2 separate regions of the Homo sapiens genome follow, and region 2 is linked to region 1. The links are chromatin contacts, found by Hi-C or POLR2A ChIA-PET in ENCODE. All regions are on one chromosome and are shown on one strand. Each heading gives the region's core, a stretch centred on a gene start or an enhancer-like site at or near the end of the contact. The rest is flanking DNA. Distances are from core to core; before and after follow the strand shown.

Evidence for each region. A loop is a pair of places that touch in the nucleus more often than their neighbours do. ChIA-PET counts read pairs that join two places held with the same protein, here RNA polymerase II (POLR2A).
Region 2: a map of endothelial cell of umbilical vein shows a loop between it and region 1 (4-fold over the local background). The contact joins the promoter of ECHDC2 here to the enhancer-like site in region 1. A Hi-C loop is called at or near these places in 4 of 168 maps with a recorded cell type or tissue (PC-9, endothelial cell of umbilical vein, left cardiac atrium and 1 more). POLR2A ChIA-PET finds 5 or more read pairs at or near these places in 7 of 52 experiments (BJ, GM10248, HCT116 and 4 more).

What each region holds. Positions count from the first base shown.
Region 1 is chr1:53,045,263-53,049,498 of GRCh38, reverse strand. It overlaps SCP2 (sterol carrier protein 2), which reads right to left. Exons shown (of 16, transcript NM_002979.5): 15 at 1,562-1,641. Among named protein-coding and RNA genes, the nearest start is that of PODN, 15 kb to the left of the region's middle. Within about 2 kb of position 2,343, at least 8 of the 41 ENCODE cell types and tissues checked have a DNase peak (open chromatin) inside an H3K27ac peak, as active enhancers do; they include PC-9 and endothelial cell of umbilical vein, where a contact is called at or near this core.
Region 2 is chr1:52,919,933-52,924,168 of GRCh38, reverse strand. ECHDC2 (enoyl-CoA hydratase domain containing 2) reads left to right here and starts at 2,429. Exons shown (of 10, transcript NM_001198961.2): 1 at 2,429-2,616. The coding sequence starts at 2,496. It also overlaps the pseudogene LOC112268226. RefSeq lists silencers at 2,453-2,682, 2,531-2,709 and an enhancer at 2,044-2,726.

The sequences.
Region 1 (4,236 bases), core at 1,094-3,593:
ATCTGGCCCCTAGGTGTTCTTCATGTACGCTTGCTGCTGGAGCCAAACACTGAAATTAGAATTTCCACTGCATTTAACGATTTCCAGTCAAATCCTCTGGAAATCCTCTGAGCATAAGGGAAGTCCATTAGCACATTAATAGAAAGGTCTGCTATTTTTATCTTTAATTCCTTTGGGTGTTAACAGGTGCTGAAGGAAAATAAGCTGACACCTTGCCCCCAAAATGGGCAGTACAAAGATAAATTGAGAGAATGAAGGCAGCTGATGTGTGAAGTCTGAACAGCCTGCCAAAGCTGTGCATGGCATGTGCAGTGGGTGGGAAGGAGGATGACAGCCAGCTCCTATACTGGTGGCCTCTGTTCTGTCCAGATTTCTGGAGCAGGCTCAGTGGAAATGTCAGTGCCAATGGTGTGTATTCAGCTGAAACATCACAGATGCAAATTTCTCACTTGTCATGGCATCAACTAAAATGTGCTTGGTTACGTAGAAAAAGCATTTTAAAAAAGCAAGTGGGAGTGAGATTTAGTTGTTTTATCCAATCTTGGAAATTACCAGAGAACCACAGGAATAAAACCTAAAACAAACCAGACTGAGACAACAGAAAAAATTAAGTTACATTGGAAAGAAACGTCTTAGTTTCTTTTTTATTAATGGAAAGCTCAGTATATATCAAGTTGACAGAAAGCTCACTATATCAAGTCCATTCAACACTGCAGCTGAAGAGCCTAAGAGGACCCTTGACAATTTGGGGACTAGGAAAATCTATACAAGGCATAAACACACTTTAGACAAATGCAATTTAGTCCAACAGTTGTTTACAGAATACCTAAAAACATCAGATACTGTGCTAAATTCTGGAAACATAAAGACAAATAAGATGTGCTTTGATGCTTTGAGACACTCACAGCCTAACAGGGAAGAGAGAGAGGCATATTATGACTAACATAACACAACAGGCACTAAGCTGGCAGTCCAGTACGTGGCTCAGGAGAGGGACTGGTTACAGCTCCCCAGCAACTTGGAAAGAGGTCCTTGGAGATAATATCTGAGCTAATTTTGAAAGACAAGTCATTTGTCAGGTAAGGACAGGTCAGGCAAAAAGAAGAGCATGGGCAAATAAATGGAATGTAAAAGGTCAGGCCTTTGTTCATGCCACCCCTCCCTCCTCCTGGAACACTCCTACTTTCCGCCTGGGTACTAAGCTCAAGAGCTGCTTCCTCTGTGGTGCTCTCCCTGATGGCCCAGAGAGATATGGCTGCTCCTGCCTTCATCCTCCCCTGACCACAAGCCAGGTGTGGCACCTTGGATCTCTGGCTGCACTGACTCTTTTACACATCTGTGGATGCCCTGAGCGTGGGAACTTTCTTACTCTTCTGGGCACTTCCAGCACACAAGACAGTGTGTGGCACACAGCTTGCTCCACAGACGTCTGTCAACTGTTTGGGGAACACTGAGTTTTGTGAGTCTGACCACTTTGCACTTTAGAGTCTGAGTCAGGAGATGGAGTAGAAAGGGCTGAAAGACCTACCTACTAGCAGGATATAAGCTCCATCATACTTACCGACTGAGGATTCATTTTACCAGTCATTAAAGCCAGGAAGTCTGAGTCAGCCATTGTGATTGTGCAGTCAGCCTTCTTATCTAAAACAGATACACAGGAGAAGGAAGGAGAATAGGAGGTGTTCAGTTTCACATATACATTTTTGTCAAGAGCCACTGACTGCAACAGAATTATAACCAGCACTGAGGCAGTGTGGGGAAATGGGCACTCACATATACTTCTATGGCAGCCTGGTAAAATGTGACATAAACCACAAGCAATCCTGATATTTAACAAGACGGAATTGATTAAATAAATTATGGTATATTCAAATAGTGAGGTATGATACAAGCCACAATAAGAAATGATATGGATCTGGATTTACTGACATGAAAAAATGTTCATGTTACATTATTCATGATATTATTATATAAGCCAGTTACAAAAGAAACTGTATGATGCCATTTTTGCTTAAAACAGAATTCAACTATATAAACATAGAAAAACATCTGTAAACTTAAGACACCAATATATTACTAATAGTAACTGTGACAGACTCTAAGGTGACCCTCCTGGTGTACATCCCCTTCCTTCCAGTGTGAGTAGAACCTGTGACTTGCTTCTAGCTAACAGAATATGGCAAAGATAATGAGATGTCACTCTTGTCATTTTGTTACATTAAATGATTCTACCTTGCTAGCAGACTCATTCTTGCTCTCCTGCTGGCTCTGAATGAGCTCACTGCTATGTTGTGGACTTCCTATGGAGAGGGCCACGTGGCAGGGAACTGGCCGTTAGGAGCTGAGGGCCAGCTCTGGCCTATAGCCAGTAAAAGAGGGAAGCTATCATTCCCAAGGCCACAGGGAAATGAATTCTGCCAGCAACCTGAATGAACTTGGACATGGATCCTTCCCCATTGAAGCCTCCAGATGAGAGCCCAGCCCTGGCCAAAAGCTTAACTGTAGCCTTGTGTGACTCTATGCAGAGGACCCAGCTAAGCTGTCCTCAGCCTACTTATCCATGGAAACTGTGGGCTAATAAATGTGGGCATTGTTTTAAGCTACTAAATTTGTGGCAATTTGTTATGCAGTAATAGAAAATGAATACGGTTCTCTAGATCAAGGGTTAACAAACTTTCTGTAACAGATCAGACACTAAATATTTTAGGCTTTGCAGGTCAGTAGGTCTCTATCACAACTACCCAATTCTGCCCCTGTAGTGCAAAAGCAGTCATAGATAATATATAAACAAATGTTGGCTATGTTCCAATAAAATTATTTTAAACAGGTGGCAGACAGAGGGAGGAGAAGATATTTGCAACTCATATATCTCTGACAAACAACTCATATACAGACTATATGAAGAACTCCTTTCTAAGGTACAGTGGATTACAGGAAAAGATAAAAAAAAGAACTCCTACTGCTCAACTAGAAAAGGTTAGACGATCCAATATAAAAATGAGCAAATGACACATGTAGGCATTATATAAAAGAAGATCTCCAAATGGCCAAGAAACACATGAAACAGTGCTTCACTTCATTAATCATCAGAAAATTCACATTAAAATCATGATGAGTGCCACATACCTACTAGAACAAATGGCTGAAATTTAAAAAAAAAAAAAAAAAGACAATACCCAGTGTTAGTGAGGATGGGAAACAAATGAAAGGTCAACATAATACCAGAAAGACTGTAAAATGATGCAGCCACTTTCAGAAAACAGTCTGGAAGTTTCACATAAAGCTAAACATACACATACTATATGAACTAGCAATCCTATTCCTAGGTATTTACCGAAGAAAAATGAAAACTTACGTCCACACAAAAACCTGTATGTGAATGCTTATAGTGGCTTTAAGATTCATACTTGCCAAAAGCTGGAAAAAACCCAAATGTGCATCAACTGGTGAAGGGGTAACCATTCAGCAGCAAAAAAGAATAAAATACTTCATGATCCATGCAACAGCATGAATAAATTTCAGTGAAAGAAGGAGGCTCAAAAAGCTACATACTGTATCATTTCATGTGTATGACTTCCTAAGGAAAGCAAAACTACAGGGAGAGAAATCAAACTAGTGGCTAAAAGGGCCTGAGGGGGCTGACTATAGAGGGACATGAGGACACTTTCTGGGGTAATGGAAACTGTCTGTATCTTGATTTCTGGTGATAGTTACACAACTGTATGCATTTGTCTAAATTCACAGAATTATACATCTAAAAAGGGTTGATTTTATTGTTTATTGTTAATTGTACATCAATTAACCTGATTTTTAAAAAAACCTGGCAAGTACCAAGTACTGTCAAAAATGTGGAGGAACTAAAACTCTCATGTAATATGGAAGGAAATGTAAAATAGTACATCCATACCCAAAACCTGCACTTTATCACCTAGCCCTGGGTGCGTGTCCAGTAGAAGTAAGTACGATGGAAATGTCCACTAAAAGACATCTATAAGAATATTCATAACAACTTTATTCATCAGGCTCCCAGATTGAAACAATGCAAAGATACATCAAATGCACAAGGAATAAATTCTGGGGTATTCGCCTAGTAAACACAAACTATTGCCACACGCAACCATATGAATGAATCTTATGCTGTTGAACAAAAAAAAGCCAGACCTAAAAAAGAGTAAATGTTATTGTTCTATGGTTCCATTTGTATGAATTTCTAAAATAAATAAAATCAAGCTATGG
Region 2 (4,236 bases), core at 1,180-3,679, 130 kb after region 1:
TTTAGTAGAGACAGGGTTTCACCATGTTGGCCAGGCTGGTCTTGAACTCCTGACCTCAGGTGACCCACCCACCTCAGCCTCCTAAAGTGCTGGGATTACAGGCATGAGCCACCGGGCCTGGCTAGTTTGTATGTTTTGATTTTGTGTATATATTAGTTTTATTTTTGCTAAGGCATGTTTTTAATTTTTGTTATTGTGCTTTGTTTTCATTTTCATTATTTATTTTGAGTAAGTTATACTTAAAACAAAAATCAAGATTCAAAAAGTATAAAAGGGGCCAGGCATGGTGGTTCACACCTGTAATCCCAGCACTTTGGAAGGCCAAGGTGGACAAATCGCCTGAGCTCAGGAGTTCGAGACCAACCTTGGCAACATGGCAAAACCCCGTCTCTACAAGAAATACAAAAATTAGCCAATGTTGTGGCATGTACCTGTGGTCCCAGCTACTCAGGAGGGTGAGGTGGAAGGATCACCTGAGCCCGGGAGGCAGAAGCTGCAGTGAGCCAAGATACTGCCACTGCACTCCAATCTGGGCAACAACAACATCCTGTGTCCAAAAACGTATAACAGGTCAAACCGTAAAACTTGTCTCTCTTACCCTTATTCCCAGCCTCTCGGTTCTTCTTCCCTATCCTTCCAAAGATGTTTTATGTAAATACAATCAAATATACACATGCATACTCTTATCCCCCTTGTTAACACAAATTTTTGTTTTCTTTATTATTTCTTTCAATAGAGGTGGGGTTTTGCTATGTTGGCTAGGTTGGTCTTGAACTCCTGGCCTCAAGCAATCCTCCTGTCTCGGCCTCCCAAAGTGCTAGGTTCATGAGCATGAGCCACCAGACCCGGCCAAATTTTAGCTTTCTTTACACACTATTCTGCATTTTGACTTGTTTCATATACCAATAGATTTTGAAGATTGTTTCATATCAATGCATAAACAGTTTCCTGTGTTTTGTTATAGCTGCATAGTATTCAGATTATTGATGTACCTTTTTTTTTTTTTTAAGTAGAGATAGGGGCTTGCTATATTTCCCAGGCTGGTTTCAAACTCCTGGCTTCCAGGGACCTACCTGCCTTGGCCTTCCAAAGTGTTGGAATAATAGGGTGAGCCACCACACACAGCCCCATAATTTATTTAACCAACCCTCTATTGATGGATATTGAGACTGTGATATAGTTTGGGTGTTGGATCCCTCCAAATCTCACGTTGAAATATGATTCCCAATGTTGGAGGTGGGCCCTGTTGGGAGGTGACTGGATCATGGGGACAGATCCCTTGTGAATGGTTTAGCACCATCCCCTTGGCGATAAACTGGGACCTCCCCACCTAATTTTCTTGTTCCTATTCTCGCCATGTGACATGCTGGATCCCTGTCACCTTCAGCCATGATTGTAAGCTTCCTGAGGCCTCACCAGAAGCACATGACAGCACCATGTGCTTCCAGTCTTTTGCTATTATAAACAATGCTGCAATGTACAGCCATGAACACGTGTCATTTCACAGCTGTGTGGATTTATCTGTAGGTTAAATTTCTAAAATTGGAATTTCTGGGGCAATGAGCTTGTGCATTTATAATTTTGATATAAATTACCAGTTGCTTTTCATTTAAAGACATTCACATCAGCAATGTGAGAGTGCTTTGTATATACTGTGTTTAAGAGAATAATTTTTTTTTTTGGGACGCAGTTTCGCTCATTGCCCAGCCTGGAGTGCAGTGGCGCGATCTCAGCTCACTGAACCTGTGCCTTCCGAGTTCAAGTGATTCTCCTGCCTCAGCCTCCCAAGTAGCTGGGATTACAGGCGCCCGCCACCACGCCCAGCTAATTTTTTTGAATGTTTAACAGAGACAGGGTTTCGTCATGGTGAAACCCTGCCTCTACTAAAAATACAAAAAAAATTAGTTGGGCGTGGTGGCGCGTCCCTGTAATCCCAGCTACTTGGGAGGTTGAGGCAGGAGAATCGCTTGAACCCGGAGGCGGAGGTTACAGTGAGCCAAGATCAAGGCACAGCACTCCAACCTGGGCGACACAGCGAGACTCCGTCTCAAAAAAAAAAAAAAAAAAAAAAAGTGAGGCGCAAATGGGAGGTGAAGCAGTGAGGTTCGCAAGTGTAGACACGCTCAAGGGACTCATTAAATGTCATTTCATTTAAAAAATGAAATTGAGCATATGTGCAAGCAAGGTTCACACACCCCATTTAATCTTCACACCACCACGGGGTAGTCACTATTATCCCCATTTTACAGGATTAAAACACTGACGCTGGGAGGTTGACAGAGTTACACCAAATCACACAGAGGAGCTGGGCTTCCCCCGACCTCCTCCGCTCAAGTCTCCCTGTCCCCGGGAGGTGCGGAAGGAGGCAACAGACGCTTGGCCCATAGGTGGAGCAATTGGCGAAGGCTTCGCCCGACGCCGGAACTGCGAGCTCTCAGCGGGAGCCGAGACGGTGCAGGGCCGGAGAAGCACCTTCACTCCCAGCCTGCGCCCCGATGCTGCGCGTTCTGTGCCTCCTGCGCCCCTGGAGGCCCCTTCGGGCCCGCGGCTGCGCTTCCGACGGGGCGGCCGGGGGCTCAGAGATCCAAGTGCGCGCCCTGGCGGGTCCGGACCAAGGTAAATGTGCAGTTCCGGGGCGGCGCATGACGCGACTGGGACTAGGCCGGAGGCAGCGGGGGACCGGCAGGTGGGCCGCTCAGTGCGTTGAAGGATTCGATCCCCAGTCCCTCCCTCCCAGTTCTAGGCGCCCCAAACCGCTCCAGGCCTGAGAGGTGGGCGGCCGCCTTAGTGGCTCCAGACTCTAGCTGGGGGCGGGGGGCCTCTGGCAACCTCGGTCTCTTCAAAGGCCCTTTGGGGTCTTCCGACTGTGTGGAAGGGGGAGCGGGGTCCGCACGGGTAGGACTGGGCCCCGCGGCCCCCAGGCCAGGAGCGTTTAAGTGCGCGTTCCCCTCCCCCGCCAAGGGTCCTGGCCCGGTTCGGGGGCGGAGGCAGCGGAGCCAGTCCCAGTGCCCAGTGCGGCAGCGGGCAGAGTGAGGAGGGTGCCTCTCCAGCCGCGCGCCCGCCCTGGGCCGCTAGCGAACCTTTGCGTCCTTCTGGCTCCAGGGAAAAGTTCGCTGTTTCTCCGCCTTTTGGCCAAGATCAAGGATAGTATGGAGCGGGGACGAGGGGTGGGGGGCAAAGTTCGCGGGTCACTGGCAGAAAACGCCTCTGATCGCGTGTTGCGTTTTTGTTGTTGTTGTTGTTTGAACTTCTGGAGCATTCAGTGGTGCTGATAACGCTCCTCAGTCCTCTGCTGGTAACCATCAGGGCTAGGCGCTTCTCCTGCCTTGGGTCTCCTCCCCGCATCTCATCCCCTGTCTCCTGCATTTGATACACAGATGGCATTGTACTGTACATTTCGTTGTATTGCTTCTTTTTTTTTTTTAACAAAAGTTTATTCTTAAATGTACAACAGCTCCAAGACAACACTTAATTCCAGCCATAGGTGGCAAAAGATGTTATGGCAGGGAATAGAGAGGTTTAAATACTGATGAAATAAAGGGTCACCATCTCCTTAGGCACAGGGAACAGCTTACTTTTTGCCAGATTTCTTAATTCCACTTGTGGCCAAGGGCCCCTTCCCCGTGGCCTTCCATTTTAGCTCCTCGAGTTTCTTCTGCTCCTCTTTTTGTTTCTGCTTGAAAGCCTTATCTTCCTCGTCCATCTCCTTGGCCTGCATTCTTGGGCTGTTTCAGTGGCTTCTTGCCACCTTCGTGGCCGGACATGGCGCCTGCCGCCCCTTCCCCAGCAGTATTGCTTCCTTTTTACCGGCTTGACAACAAGTTTGAAGCGGGGCTTTGCCATAAAATCCAGTTCCTTGCTCCCTGCTGTTGCCCACTGTTCCCAAGTGTGCATCTACCACCTTCAGTGGACACGGACAGGCCACCTAGAGTCCCACTGCACCACTTGGTGAGAATTTCCTTGAACAGTTAATATTGCTGAACCTTATACCCCCAATCTCATGCTTAGTTCACTACCCAACTGGCAACAGCTCTTAAGACAGTCAAGATTATTCTCCCCACTTTACAGATTAAAAAACTGAGGCACAGAAGGTTAAGTTATTTGAACCAGGTCTGATTTCAAAGCCTGTGTTCTCAACCATTAGGTAATCACTGGCTCTTCTAGTAATTCAGTGACTCAAAATACAGACTTGTACATGTGTAAACACAAAATTATCATGGGTTAAAGACCTTTAGG